Regions from separate parts of the Homo sapiens genome. Here region 2 is linked to region 1. Evidence: read pairs that join two places in POLR2A ChIA-PET (ENCODE). Cell type or tissue: GM12878. All regions are shown on one strand.

Region 1 (5,000 bases):
TGAATAAAATGACCCAAAGTCAAGCTTATAAAGGAGTGCTCAACTGACACCATGGAATTTTATCGGTTTGCTATTCTTGCCTCATCTATCACATGCCACTCAACCTCTGCGAGACTAAATACAGAACTGTACTGAGTGCCTTCTCACCGCTCAGGATTCAGTTAGTCATTTAAATGACTTAGTCAGACAATCTTGTTTGAAGTTTGCTATGAGCCATGCACCACGTGCCACCCTATTTGAGGAGGCCAAGCAAAAACGAAGAGATCATCCCTGCCCATAAAGGATGACAGACTAGAGGCCCAAGAAGATGAATAATATTCATAAAAAATGGGGAAATGAGGACACGAGTGATTTAGGGAAAACCCGATGCATATGCATTCTGCTTCCAGAATATTATGTTTTAAAATGTGTCCTGAAAACACATGGAGAGAGGATAAAAGGCCCAGGTTGAGGATGTCATTGTGTAGGTCATCCATATATAGGGGGTTCCTGAAGTTGACACCAGGATCGTAAATCCTGATCAAACTTTTTTAGATGAAAGATGATGTTTTAGTCATATTAAATTTTAAATCATAGGTGATTAACAAATAAATCTTGGGTTAATAAATGAATGAATGAGTGAGGCCAGGCACAGTGGGTCATGCCTGTAATCCCAGCACTTCAAGAGGCCACGGTAGGAGAATCGCTTGAGGCCAGGAAATTGAGGTATGCCTGGGCAAGATAGCAAGATTCCATTTCTACGAAAATAAAATAGCCCATCGTGGCTGGGAGCGGTGGCTCACGCCTATAATCCCAACACGTTGGGAGGCCTAGGCAGGTGGATCACCTGAAGTCAGGAGTTTGAGACTAGCCTGGCCAACATGGTGAAACCCTGGCTCTACCAAAAAATACAAAAATTAGCTGGGCATTGTGCCACGCACCTGTAATCCCAGCTTCTGGGAAGGCTGAGGTGGGTGAATCACTTGAACCCAGGAGGCGGAGGTTGCAGTGAACCAAGATTTTATCACTGCACTGCAGACTGGATGACAGAGTGAGACCCTGTCTCAAAAAACAAAAACAAAAACAAGCCAGGTGTGGTGGCACACACCTGTAGTTGCAGCGACTTGGGAAGCTGAGACAGGAGGTTCATCTGAACCCAGGAGTTTGAGGCTGCAGGGAGCTATGATTGCACCACTGCACTCCAGCCTGGTCTACAGAGCAAGACCCTATGCTTTAAATAAATAAGTAAATAAATATATAAATAAATAAACAGAAGCTAGTCTAGAACTCAGTCTTAGGAGATAAAGGAGTTAGGAGACAAAAGGTGTCCTAGAAGATCAAAGAAAGAAAGGCACAATCACAAAATCGCAAGTCTCCTCAAATCCCTTCTCCTTTAACACAGGCTTCCCAACTATCATGAAGGTCAAACCAGGTTGTCAGAGATAAGATCTGAGATGAGTTTGTGGTATTTGCTCAGATCTGAAAGAGTACATTATAGCTATAAAAATGTACAGTCTAGAGAGGCCTCAAGTTATTTTTAAGAGAGGGTTTAATCTGAAAATACATGCATTAGATATTATACTACAAAGATGTTTTCACTTTGCACTCACACAATGCTGCTTCTAGGAAAACCGAAGACCCTTCTCCACTTTTTTCTTTCTTCTTCATCCCCGTCTCCCACTCCCAGAAGATGTTGCTATATAGGTTGGTTAGATTCTTCCATAAAATGTTTGGGGCTGGGTGTGGTGGCTCACACCTGTAATCCCAGCACTTTTGGAGGCTGGGGTGGATGGATCACCTGAGGTCGGGAATTTGAGGCCAGCCTGATCAACATGGTGAAACCCCATCTCTACTAAAAATACCAAAAATATTAGCCAGACATGGTGGCAGGTGCCTGTAATCTCAGCTACTCGGGAGGCTGAGGCAGGAGAATAGCTTGAACCCAGGAGGCGAAGGTTGCAGTGGGATGAGATCACGCCATTGCACTCCAGCCTGGGCCACAAGAGCGAAACTCCATCTCAAAAAAAATAAAAAAGAGTTTGGGCCTCAGTTTCCTCAACAGTTAAATGTGGACAATAATGGTGCCTACATTAGAGGGTTTATGTGAAGATTAAATACGATCTTATGAAGCACCATATCAATACCTGCCACAAGCCCAATACATTTGGCTGTGTTCGTCACCACCACCACCATCACCATCATAACCATCAACATTATGGTTCAGTCAGCTCAAGTCCCCTACTTTGTCACCTTCTCAGATGGGTCAAACCCACAGGGATTTCTCCCTCTTCTGACCTTAACTAGCATTTCCCTTCTAACATCTAATCATATGCCATTTAAAATTTTTCTCCTTATTTCACATATGCATTATCATTCCAACATGCTTGAAGTTATCAGTAGGGACAGTATCTTAAAATTTTTAAACTCCTATAGCACCTACCATGTGCTGAGCTTATGTTTGGCACTCAATGTGCCAAATATATGATTGCATTTATTTAAATAAAAATGGAAGGAAATCATTTCTTTTGTGTCCCTGATAATGTTGAAAGCAGTCTGGGCTCTTGGCACTTAAAGAATACTTGTTGAACAGATGCTTGTTGAGCAGAGATGTAATTATCAGTCACACCTTATGCAGCACAAACTTGTAGAATATTAAAGCAAGGAAGAGGCCATATTTTACAGATGAGGAAATTGAGGTCCCCACTGATGACACAGATCTCATTGAACAAAAGTTATGGTGGAAATAATTCTCAGGACTCTTTTTCTGCTATGCATTTTAAAACAACCACCAATAAAAAGTTATTTCAGCAAATGTTTATTGAAGGGGAAAAAAAGTCCCTTTAGGTTTTCTGCGGGAGGTAGCGTTTCCTCTTACACTCAACAATTTGGTGGTGTGGTAGAGAGAGGTGTAGGGAGGAGCCAAGGAGGCCCCTATGACTGGGCTGTTGTGTGGGCCTAGGCGGGGGAGGGGTGGGATTTTCACTTCTTGGAAGGCTCTTCCAGCTCCAGGCAATCCGGGCCAGGTTTTGACACCTGCATGTCTCAGCACCCTGCCCTAAGTCAGCCAAAGTGTACCTTCTAGAGAGCCGCCCTCCCCGCTGAGTCCCTGGGCTCCTGGAAACTCACCCCCTGAGACCAGAATAGGTCCCCATAGACCAGAAAAGGCCCCCACACTCGGAACTGGAGGAATTGGCTCTCCTTAAAAAACGAGGATATGATTTTGCAATTAGAATGCACTCCTGTAAGAGGAGACACCTCTGCGCTGGCCTCAGGGGTGAGCTGGAGGTGGGAGGTGGGCGCTGAGGGCGGTCAGAAGGCCTCTGGAGGGGACCTTGGGACAAGGGCTTCTTTGGTAGCCCTGGCCAGGTTCACAGGCTTCCTTTCAGGTTTTGTGCCCACGATTCCCCCACCCATCTCCTCCCGCCAGCGTTTCTCTATCTCTTAAATACACCTTCCTAATCCTCTCCTTCCTCCTTTTTAAAGCCAGCCTTTCCTTTCAAATACTTCCTCAAATGCCAGCTTGTTATGTTTGTGCCCTGCCGTGTACGAGAGTATATTTCAGACCACAGAGTTGGATTTTTATTCATTCCTTCATTCAGTCATTCATTCATTCATTCATTCAATAAATATTTGATTATTTCTATGTGCAGGGCTCACAGCATCATGAAATGATGAGAAAGACTGGCCCAGTCCTTAGGTGGATGAATAATTAGCTAATTAACTAAATAATTATAAGCATAAAAGGGAGTTTTGAGAGGTGTTAAGAGACAGGTAGAAAAACAATTGGATCATTGGAAACTTGAAAAGAAAAATTAAAAAATAATAGTTAAAAATAAATAAATAAAAACCATTGGAACCAGCCTTCCTCCCTTTGTCGGAAACTCTTAATCAAATCAGCTTGGTGCCCTGGGACTATCCCACTCCACTGGCACAGGAGCAGTTACCCTTTTAAAAGCTCTTCCTACATGGCCTGGCACAGTGGCTCACACCTGTAATTTCAGCACTTTGGGAAGTCAAGGTGGGAGGGTCATTTGAGGTCAGGAGTTGGAGACTAACCTAGGCAACATAGCAAGACTCTGTCTCCACAAAAAATAAACTTTAAAAAGTTAGGGGGCAAAAAAAGAATAAAAAGTCATCCTAAGTAACTTGTTTTGGGGCAAAGAAATTCCTTCTACCTTTCCTTCTTCCCACAGGTCAGAGTTTCAGAGCTAGAGGGGGTCTTTTCAGACTCCACTGCCCAGCCATAATTCTTCCAGACCCACTGGCCCTGTTGGTGTCTCAGATTGGCCATTTACACAGTTTTCGCATGTCTGGTCTTTTAAGATTAATGTATCATACAAGGCAGTAGGATACAGTGGCAAATAAAGAGTGTGGACTCTGGGACTAGACTGCCTCTGTGTGCATCCTGTCTCCGATGCTTACTAGCTGTGTGGCCTTGGGCAAGTTACTTAACCTCTACATGCTCAATTTCATCATCATTAAAATGGAGTGTGTATGATAATACCCAATCCATAGGAGTGTCATGAAGGTTTAATGAGTTCCTGCCCACTTGGAACAGTGCTTACCACATAGTAAGGGCTCAGGAAGGCAGCTCTTGGATGCTGTGGTTTGGCCCTCCCCCAGCAAGATGTCCAGCCATGGCTCCTAAAACTCAGCCTGGCTCAGAGTCTCAGGCTGCTGCTTGCCTAGGAGGAGAGGCTGAAACTTTTTTCAAGGGACAAGCTGCTGGCAGTAAGACTGCCTGGATGCTAAATAAACAAAGGCACTGAAAGATATGTTGTCTCTAACACCAGGCGCCTCCCCAACTGTCCATTGCTCAATGAGAAGGGAGCCCAGAGACCTAGTTTTAACCCATTTATGCCAGAAGTTGCAATTTTTTTGTGTGAAAAATTAGAACTTAGCAATGACTTTGAGCAGTAGAATATAAATAACTCCCATAAGCTTAGTGTTCCAGTAATGGAACACTAGGCATAAATGGGGTAAGCAGGGCTCTCACTTACACCTGACTTCTTCTGTGACTC
Region 2 (5,000 bases), 230 kb after region 1:
AAATTTTGTAGAGGAAGCCATGTCCCTACAGCTCTTGCATTCTACATGGCTGCAGAAGTAGCACCATGTGGACACACCACCAAGGTTTACCACTGTTTGTTTGTTTGTTTGTTTGTTTGTTTGTTTTGAGACAGAGTCTCACTCTGTTGCCAGGCTGAGTGCAGTGGCACGATCTCAGCTCACTGCAACCTCCGCTTCCTGGGTTCAGGCGATTCTCCTGCCTCAGCCTCCCGAGTAGCTGAGACTACAGGTGCCCACCACCACGCCAGGCTAATTTTTGTATTTTTAGTAGAGACAGGGTTTCACCATGTTGGTCAGGTGGGTCTCAAACTCCTGACCTTGTGGTCCACCTACTTCGGCCTCCCAAAGCGCAGGGATTACAGGCATGAGCCACTGCATCCAGCCTGGTTTTTTTCTTTGTTTTTCTTTTCTTTTCTTTTTTTTTTTAAGACAGATTTTCACTTTTGTTGCCCAGGCTGGAGTGCAATGGCATAATCTCAGCTCACTGCAATATACGCAACCTCTGCTTCCCGGGTTCAAGCAATTCTCTTGCCTCAGCCTCCCGAGTAGCTGGAACTATAGGCACGTGCCACCACTACTGGCTAATTTTTTTTTTTTTTTTTTTTTTTTTTGACGGAGTCTTGCTTTGTCGCCAGGCTGGAGTGCAATGGTGCAATCTCGGCTCACTGCAACCTCTGCCTCCCGGGTTCAAGTGATTCTCCTGCCTCAGCCTCCTGAGTAGCTGGGACTGCAGGTGTGTGCCACCACCATGCCCAGCTAATTTTTGTAGTTTTAGTAGAGATGGGGTTTCACCATGTTGGCCAGGATGGTCTCAATCTCTTGACCTTGTGATCCACCTGCCTTGGCCTCCCAAAGTGCTGGGATTACAGGCGTGAGCCACCACGCCCAACCTAATTTTTTGTATTTTTAGTAGAGATGGGGTTTCACCATGTTGGCCAGGCTAGTCTTGAACTCCTAACCTCAGGTGATCCACCCGCCTTGGCCTCCCAAAGTGCAGGGATTACAGGCATGAGCCCTTGCACCCGGTCTGTTTTTTTGTTTTTCTTTCTTTCTTTTTTGTTTTTTTTAGACAGATTTTCACTCTTGTAGCCCAGGCTGGAGTGCAATGGCTCAATCTCGGCTCACTGCAATATATGCAACCTCTGCCTCCCGGGTTCAAGCAATTCTCTTGCCTCAGCCTCCCGAGTAGCTGGAACTATAGGTACGTGCCACCACTCCTGGCTAATTTTTTTTTTTTTTTTTTTTTTTTTTGACGGAGTCTTGCTTTGTCGCCAGGCTGGAGTGCAGTGGTGCAATCTCGGCTCACTGCAACCTCTGCTTCCCGGGTTCAAGTGATTGTCCTGCCTCAGCCTCCTGAGCAGCTGGGACTGCTGGTGTGTGCTACCACCACGCCCAGCTAATTTTTGTATTTTTAGTAGAGATGAGGTTTCACCATGTTGGCCAGGATGGTCTCAATCTCTTGACCTTGTGATCCACCCACCTTGGCCTCCCAAAATGCTGGGATTACAGGCGTGAGCCACCACGCCCAACTTAATTTTTTGTATTTTTAGAAGAGATGGCCAACCATGTTGGCCAGGCTAGTCTCAAACTCCTGACCTCAGGTGATCCACCCGCCTTGGCCTCCCAAAGTGCAGGGATTACAGGCATGAGCCACTGTGCCTAGCCAAGGTTTACCTCTTAGATGTTTTAGTGGGTCAAGTATCACCTGGGCCTGCATGAGCCATGGCTGGGGCGGCTAAGGAGTGCCGCACCAGAATTCATGGAGCAGACCAAAGATAGTTCTGGGCAATGAGCCAGAGGGCTCCCAGACCAGTCTCCTGAAACCCTTCTGCCCTCCTAAAGCTCTGGGCCTGAGCAGCAGCCTTGAAACTCCCTGTAATACCTTTAGAGTCATTCTCCCATTGTTTTGATGATCCTTTCTGGGTTTTTTTTATTTTTTATTTATTTATTTTATTTTATTTTTTATTTATTTTTAGACGGATTCTTGCTCTGTCGCCCAGGCTGGAGTGCAGTAGTACCATCTTGGCTTACTGCAACCTCCACCTCCTAGGTTCAAGCGATTCTCCTGACTCTGCTTCCCAAGGAGCTGAGACTATGGGCACACACCACCGCACCTGGCTAATTTTTTTTTTTTTTTTTTTTTTGAGATGGAGTCTTGCTCTGTCACCCAGGCTGGAGTTCAGTGGCACAATCTCGGCTCACTGCAACCTTGGCCTCCCGGGCTCAAGCAATTCTTCTGCCTCAGCCCACAGAGTAACTGGAGCTACAGGCATGCGCCACCATGCCCGGCTAATTTTTGTACGTTTAATAGAGACAGGGTTTCACCATATTGGCCAAGCTAATCTTGAACTCCTGATCTTGTGATCTGCTCGCCTCAGCCTCCCAAAGTGCTGGGATTACAGGCATGAGCCACCGCGCCTGGCATTTTTTTTTTTTTTTTTTTAGATGGAGTTTCGCTCTTGTTGCCCAGGCCTGGAGTGCAATGGCACGATGTCGGCTCACCCCAACCTCCACCTCCCGGGTTCAAACGATTCTCCTGACTCAGCCTCCCGAGTAGCTGGGCTTACAGGCAAGTGCCACCATGCCTGGCTAATTTTGTATTTTTAGTAGAGATGGGGTTTCTCCATGTTGGTCAGGCTGGTCTCGAACTGCTGACCTCAGTTGATCCGCCTGCCTTGGCCTCCCAAAGTGCTGGGATTACAGGTGCGAGTCACTGCGCCCAGCCTAATTTTTGTGGTTTTTTTTAAGTAGAGATGGGGTTTCACCATGTTGGCCTGGCTGGTTTCAAACTCCTGACCTCAAGATCTGCCCACCTTGGCCTCCCTAAGTGCTGAGATTACAGGCATGAGCCATCATGCCTGGCCTAAAATGCACACTCTTGAGCCCCATCCCTAGAAGGCCTGATTCATTGAAAGCAGTGACAGTGGGGGCTAGGGCAGAAAGGACAGACATGTATATTTTTAACCAACTCCTGAGGTGATTCTGATGCAGGTGGTCTAGAGGCAAGAGGAAAAGACATGTACAATATGGGCGTAACTAAATGGCTTGGTGGAAAAATCATGTCTATGTGGTAGGAACTGGCAAGCCCTCCTGGACAAGGTAGCATTCCATCTGGGCTTTAAGGATGGGAAGGATTTTATACATTCTTCTACACTTTTCCATCTGGAGGCTGATTGGGTGCCCACCCCCTCTCCCCTAACCCTCAAAGACATGTTGAAGTCCTAATTTCTGGAACCTGTGAAGGTAACCTTATTTGGCAAAAGAGTCTTTGCAGATGTAATTAAATTAAGGATCTTGAGATCATCCTGGATTCTCTGGATGGGTCCTAAGTCCAATGAAAAGTGTCTTTATGAGACACAGAGAGAAGAGAGAAGGCCATGTGAAGACAGAAGCAGAGATTGTAATGATGCAGCCACAAGCCAAGGAATGCCTGGAACCACCGAAGAGGCAAGGAAGGATTCTCCCTTAGAGCCTTCAGAGAGATTGCATCCCTGCCAACACCTTGATTTCAGACTTCTGGCTTCCGGATCTGTGAAAGAAAATATTTTCTGTTGTTTTCAGCTACCCAGTCTGTGTTCATTTGTTACAGCAACCGGCACTTTGGGAGGAAACGAACACAGTCTTTCATCCTAGTCCCAAAAGCTGCTCTGGGGAGGTCTTTGCAACTACATTCGCCCCATGGAGGTCAGAGCCTGCAGACACTTGAGCCGTGCTTGCCAAATACCTGGCTGGGACCCCAGACCCTGAAGGAGGATGGTGAAGCACAACTGTTAGTGATGTAGTATCATCGTCCTTCTGAACTTGATACTTCTTCACTTCTCTTTGGATGCAGATTGGAAGAAGTCAAAGAAAGGCTCGTTCTCAGTTTCTGCCTTCACATTTTACAAGGGAGGAAGTCAACATCTAGAAAGGGTAACTATCAGCCCAAGGCCACCCAGCAAGTGGGTGGCAAAGGCAAAGCCTCTGTCCAGAGCACACTCCTGTGGGTTGCCCAGTCTGTATCATTAAGGTCTGGTTGTGATAATGACGTAATAATGTTACTTTAATTTTACTCCAAGAAAAGTTGATTGCCTCTAATGACTTTGCTTGGTGGTCAGTCTTCTTGTCTCTGACCAACATGTGGGTAGTGGCTTTTAACCTCTGGCTTAGAAATGAGGATGGTCTTCTTCCCCATAGTTGTGTCTTCTGCTTTAGGGATACAAGTTGAGCTATCTTTGGAAGCCGTCATCCAAAATGCAGAAGTTGGCCATCTGTAGAACTGACAGCACTGGTTGCGGTTTTGAAACACCAAATGTTGGAGAAGTGCGTCTTTAGAAAGGTTATTAATACTTCCTTTGTCCACGTGCCACGATGACTTTCTGTAAGGGAGAAGAAAAAAGCTCCCCCATGTGCCTGTGCAGAGAGCTTCCTCCTCTTCTCAAGTCCTCCTAGCTTCCCATTCCTCCCTCTTTGCTAAAACTTGAGCTGGTAGCACATGGCCAGCAGAGGAATGAACCTTGTCCTCAAGCTGGTATTGCAGGTACTCTACTTACCAGAAGACAAATTCACATAGCATTCTAGGTGAAAGGGTGGCAGTGCTTCAGTGGGGGAAACAGGATTGTAAATCAAACTGAGCAATATTTATTGAGAGCATGCTACATGAAAGGTATTGAAAGGTTAGGTGCTGAGATAGGAATGGGCAAGCATTACTTTGGAGCATTGGTTTTCAACTATGGATGTACATTGAATCACAGGGGAGATTTTAAAAAAATACTGATACCCAGGTTACATCCCACATCAATTACATCAGAATGTCCGGGAGTGGGAGACAGGCATCGGTATTTTCTGGGGTTTTTTTTTTGTTGTTGTTGTTTTTTTTGAGACAAGGCCTCGCTTTGTCACCTAGGCTGGAGTGTGGTGGTGCAATCTCGGCTCACTGCAACCTCCACCTTCTGGGTTCAAGCTATTCTCCTGCCTCAGCCTCCCAAGTAGCTAGGGTC

What was found. ChIA-PET counts read pairs that join two places held together with the same protein. Peaks named below come from ENCODE experiments on the same cell type or tissue, not always from the same donor. Only the 100,000 strongest peaks of a DNase experiment are listed, where the experiment ranks them.
Region 2: POLR2A ChIA-PET joins it to region 1 with 5 read pairs; 4 of 35 experiments call an interaction of 5 or more read pairs at or near these places.

Annotation. Positions count from the first base shown.
Region 1 is chr14:75,417,535-75,422,534 of GRCh38, reverse strand. No RefSeq gene overlaps it. Among named protein-coding and RNA genes, the nearest start is that of JDP2-AS1, 7.6 kb to the left of the region's middle. RefSeq lists an enhancer at 3,279-3,328. In GM12878, no CTCF peak of the experiment used is centred here; a DNase peak (open chromatin) is centred at 2,944; H3K4me3 peaks cover 951 bases; H3K27ac peaks cover 1,187 bases.
Region 2 is chr14:75,188,089-75,193,088 of GRCh38, reverse strand. No RefSeq gene overlaps it. Among named protein-coding and RNA genes, the nearest start is that of TMED10, 14 kb to the right of the region's middle. In GM12878, no CTCF peak of the experiment used is centred here; a DNase peak (open chromatin) is centred at 4,308.